Linked DNA regions of Homo sapiens: region 2 is linked to region 1. A link is an interaction called in ENCODE POLR2A ChIA-PET data of the cell type or tissue named here. Cell type or tissue: OCI-LY7. All regions are shown on one strand.

Region 1 (2,500 bases):
AAGTAAATAAATAAAAATGAAATAAATAAATAGATAAAAAAGATAATGCAGACTGGGCACGGTGGCTCACATCTGTAATCCCAGCAGGGGAGGCTGAGGCGGGTGGATCACCGGGTCAGGAGATTGAGACCTTCCTCGCAAACATGGTGAAACCCTGTCTCTACTAAAAATACAAAAATTAGCTGGGTGGGGTGGTGCGTGCCTGTAATCTCAGCTACTTGGGAGGCTGAGGCAGGAGAATCGCTTGAACCAGGGAGTCAAAGGTTGCGGGGAGCCAAGATCGCGCCACTGCACTCCAGCCTGGCGACAGAGCGAAACTCCATCTCTCAAAAAAAAAAAAAACCAAAAAAAACCAAAAGCTAATGCAGTGGAGGTGACCCTTTTAGTCCCTTCTGTACTTTTTGAAAATATTTTTAATTATGTTAACCACTCAAACACAAAAACACTTTTTATTTATTTATTTTGAGACAGAGTCTCGCTGTGTCGCCCAGGCTGGAGTGTAGTGGCATGATCTTGACTCACTGCAACCTCCGCCTCCTGGGTTCAAGTGATTGAATTGTGCCTGGCCCAAAAACACTTTTAAAATTGTTCACCTTCAAAAACAAAAACAGGTCCAGCATGGTGGTTCATATCTGTAATCCCAACACTTTGGGAGGCTGAGGCAGGAGGACAGCTTGAGCCTAGGAGTTCAAGACCAGCCTGGGCAACATGGCAAGACCCTGTCTCTACACAAAAAATTGAAAAAAAAAAATTAGCCTGGCATGGGGGTGCATACCTGTAGTCCTAGCTACTTAGGAGGCTGAGGTAGTAAGATTACTTGAGGCCAGGATTTCAAGGTTACAGTAAACTATGACCCTCCCACTGTACTCTAGCCTGGGCAATAGAGCGAGACCTTGTCTCCTAAAACAAACAAAACAAATCCCAACCCACCAACCTGCTTATCAACCCTCCAATTTCCTTTCCTGCTGCTCCAGCATAAATCCTTCCTTCTAGCTAAGCAGGTCTCCTCATGGCTTTTGTATGTGCGTGCAAACATACATCACTGCTTGCTTTTTTTTTTTTTTTTAGAGACAGGATCTTACTCTGTTGTTGCCCAGGCTAAAATGTAGTGTGCAGTGGTGCGATCATAGCTCACTGCAACCTCTGACTCCTGGGATCAAGCAATCCTCCTGCCGCAGCCTCCAGAGTAGCTGGTACTACAGGCACACACCACTATGCCTGGCTACTTTTTGTATTTTTTGTACAGATGAGGTTTTGGCATGTTGCCCAGGCTGGTCTAGAATGCCTGGCCTCAAGCCATCTGCCTGCCTCAGCCTACCAAAGTGCTGGAATTATACGTGTGAGCTGCCACAACCTGGCCCCTAATTTTAAATTTTGTTTTGTGGAGACGGGGATCTCATTTTGTTGCCCAGGATTATAGTCTGGGCTGGTCTCAAACTCTTCATTTCAAGCAATCTCCCTGTCTTAGCCTCCCAAAGTATTAGGATTACAAGTGTGAGCCACCGTGCCCAGCCCATCACTGTTTTCTAATAGAAGCACGTCATGTTTACGTCTGTACTGACTCACACCATTTTTACCTCCAGGTTATTAATCTTCTTGTGGCAGGCAGAATGGTCCCTTGAAGATGTCCTTGTCCTAATCCTAGACTCTGTGAATACGTTAGGTTACATGGCAAAGGAGAATTAAGGTTGCAGATAGAATTAAGGTGGCTATCAGCTGACTTCAAAATAGGGAAATTATCTGGGATTATCTGGGTGGGCCCAATATAATCACAAGGATCCTTAAAAGTGGAAGAGGGAGGCAGAAGAGGGAGTCAGAGACGTGATGACAGAAGCAAGGTCAGAGTGATGTGATGACTCAACCTGCTACTGCTGGCTTTGAAGATGGAGGAAGGGGGCCATGACCCAAGGTGTGTTGGGCAGCCTCTAGGAGGTGGAAAAGGAAAGGAAAAGGATTCTTTTTTTTTTTTTTTTTTTTTTTTTGAGATGGAGTCTCGCTCTGTTGCCGAGGCTGGAGTGCAATGGCACGATCTTGGCTCACTGCAACCTCCACCTCCCGGCTGCAATTCTGCTGCCTCAGCCTCCTGAGTAGCTGGGATTACGGGCATGTGCCACCTCGCCTAGCTAATTTTTGTATTTTTAGTAGAGACGGGGTTTCACCATGTTGGCCAGGATGGTCTTGAACTGCTGACCTCAAGTGATCTGCCCACCTTGGCCTCCCAAAGTGCTGGGATTACAGGCATCAGCCACTGCACCCGGCGGGAAATGGATTCTTACCCAGGGACTCCAGAAAGAAATACAGCCCTGCAGACATCTTGATTTAGCCTGCTAAGACCTGTGCCTGACTTCTAACCTAAATAACTCTAAGATAATAAATTTGTGTTGCTTTGCACCATTAAACTTGTGGTAATTCACTAGAGTGGCAAACAGAAAACCAATACACCTTCTGACAGCTCTCCATCTTTGGGGGCCCAGCTCAAGCCTCCCTTTCACTCTTACGT
Region 2 (2,500 bases), 200 kb before region 1:
GCTCTCTCTTCTGCCCAAGGCTGTGTTGCTTATTCCTTACAAAGTTTATACTGCATTTGGGGCTGTATCTTTTTTTGTTTTTTGTTTTGTAGAAAATAAATATCTCCGGGGGCAGTACAGGTGTCTGGGCTTGTATTTGATGGGGTTTCTCCGGTCCCTGTTTCTACTGGATTTGGAGCCAGGCCCAGCTAGCCAAGTTTGGAATGGCATTTGTCATGTCAGTAGCCACCACCTTTGTTCATTGTGAACCTACCAAGGCTTTCCAGCTTCATACACATTGACCAGAGCTCAAGCTCCTGCCTGCAACTCCTGCCTAGAGTTGAAGAAAAGCAAACTGGCCTTGGCAGGCACAGTGTCATCATACCCTCACCCCATATGTTTGGGGTCTGCTTGAGGATTCATAAATCAGCCACTCTGGATTGTTGAGGAATGGCCATGGCAGCCACAGAAAAAAGAATTTTTCTCTCTGAGCCAAGGTTGTTTTTTGTTTTTTTCTCTTTTCTTTTTTGTTTTCATTTCATTGGAAGATCTCCAATGGACTGAACAGCTCCAGTCAGCAGCAGTTACCACAAACTGTGAATCTGGGCCCCACCACTCTTCCCTGTTAACCAGTTCTGTCAGCATCCCCCTCTCCAGCAGCACTTCCATGAAGTTGGTTCTGAGACTCTGGCCGTGAACACCCGTTTCTTCAGTGATTTGTTTTGGGCTTTTGGCTCAAAACCCCAGGCTCTTGTTTTTGTCTAGACTCTTATTCTGTTTCCTGAGCAGCAGGAGGTAGGGACCACTTTGATGTCAGACTTCTGGTAGCTGGACATGTTCTCGAGATGGGTGGCTGTTCGCGACTTTTGTACCAGAGTGAAATTGTTAGAAGGAGGGTTTCTGGCTGTGGTTCTAAATGGAGCCCCAGGAAGCTGCCCTCTCCCCAGGGTTTGTGCTCAGTAGAGCCCTGTGGATCACAGTCTTGAGGTCCTCTAGCAGGGGTGAGGGAGAGCAGCGACTTCAGCTGAGTCCCTGCCAGTGGTTAAGCAAACAATGGTTTCAAAATTCAAGGTCCCCAAATGGCAGCATTTTATGTTCTGACCTGTTTGTGTTATATAGTGGTTTTTTTTTTCCTCTTTGGAACTCTTGTGTTGTTAATAAAATGAAATGATTACTTTTTAATTAAAATGAAAAAAGTAAAAGCTTTGTTCATCTTTTTTGGGTGTGAATATGCTCTTTGCAGGATGCTTTCCCCAAGTCAGAGGTGAGGGCTCCTGTCTCGAGGACTCTGGTCTGCCCCCTTTTGTCCTCAGCATATGATCCGGCCTCAAACCTCTTTGAACCCTGCCTTCTCTTCATAGGTAGCTCACTTAGAGGCTTTAATAACAGTTCAGAGCAAAGGCCTGTTGGCTAATTATAGTGCTGTGTTCAACATCCTGCTTCTGGTAGACATTCATTGTGTCAGCAGCCTTGTCCTCTTATTCTAGGAAAGGAAAACAGGATGTGAGGAGGCCATTTGTGGTTAATGGCCATTGGTAGGGGGGCACTTCCTGTTTTCATTTTGTCTCAGTTGCCACCCTCTGTTCTACCCATTGTGCAGGGAGTTGGCAGAATTCATAGAACCTGAAGGAGCCTTGAAGAGCATTTAATAACTTGGGGTGGGTGTGGTGAAGTGGGTGGCACAGGCCTCCAGTGAGTTAGGGACCAACGTGCCAAGAGCACTGAGCCTCACCAGTTAAGTGTTCACTGCCTCCTGGGGGTATCAGTGCAGCCTGACACCTACACTTAGAAAGTGCTCACTACCTCCTAGAAGATGCCAGTGCAGCCTGACACCTAGTAAGTGCCTGCCAGTCTCTTAGGAGATGATAGTGCTGCTCTCCAGGCCAGGGCCCTGGAGCTATCGGTGGATAAATTAGATCACCAGACCTGGGCCATTAGCCCATCTCTTCTGTCGGTGGTCAGTGTTTCTGATTTAAGAGTGTGGGGTCCTCCTGGAGGGCCCCCTGGAGTGTCCAAACAGCACATCTCAGGCCATGAAGGGTATAATAAAATTATTTTTATTGCATTTTGTGCAGACGGGAGTCTAAAAAAGTAACACAGTAAAAGCCATAAAGCATTAAATGGGAGCATTCAACAATAAAGGAAAGAACCAACCCTCTCCTTTTCATATTGGCACAAAGAACACAAGATCAATACTGAGGCAGGATGCGGCATACTGAACACTTACACTGAAAATTAAAGGCAGGCCTAATAATAATAGCAGTAATAGTAATAAATACTCTTGATTTGGTTTGCAACCTCTCCTATTTACAAGGGTTTTCAACTTCATTGCATTGCCCTGCACATAGATCATCTAAAACAAAAGCAACACTAGTTATCACTACAAGGCTATTGAAATATTGCACTCAGAATAAAAGTCACTTGAATGGACATGAAACATCTAACTACAGTGATTATAAAGATAACTTGATGAATGACTTGTGATAACATTCATAACAAATATTGCACATGTAGCACAGAA

Evidence for each region. Peaks named below come from ENCODE experiments on the same cell type or tissue, not always from the same donor. Only the 100,000 strongest peaks of a DNase experiment are listed, where the experiment ranks them.
Region 2: POLR2A ChIA-PET joins it to region 1 with 8 read pairs; 2 of 35 experiments call an interaction of 5 or more read pairs at or near these places.

What each region holds. Positions count from the first base shown.
Region 1 is chr20:45,859,993-45,862,492 of GRCh38, reverse strand. All of the region lies in intron 1 of ZSWIM3 (zinc finger SWIM-type containing 3), which reads right to left. Among named protein-coding and RNA genes, the nearest start is that of ZSWIM3, 3.6 kb to the right of the region's middle. In OCI-LY7, no CTCF peak of the experiment used is centred here; no DNase peak of the experiment used is centred here.
Region 2 is chr20:46,059,666-46,062,165 of GRCh38, reverse strand. It overlaps SLC12A5 (solute carrier family 12 member 5), which reads right to left. Exons shown (of 26, transcript NM_020708.5): 26 at 2,016-2,500. It overlaps NCOA5 (nuclear receptor coactivator 5), which reads left to right. Exons shown (of 8, transcript NM_020967.3): 8 at 1-1,175. Among named protein-coding and RNA genes, the nearest start is that of NCOA5, 29 kb to the left of the region's middle. In OCI-LY7, no CTCF peak of the experiment used is centred here; a DNase peak (open chromatin) is centred at 1,445; H3K27ac peaks cover 1,954 bases.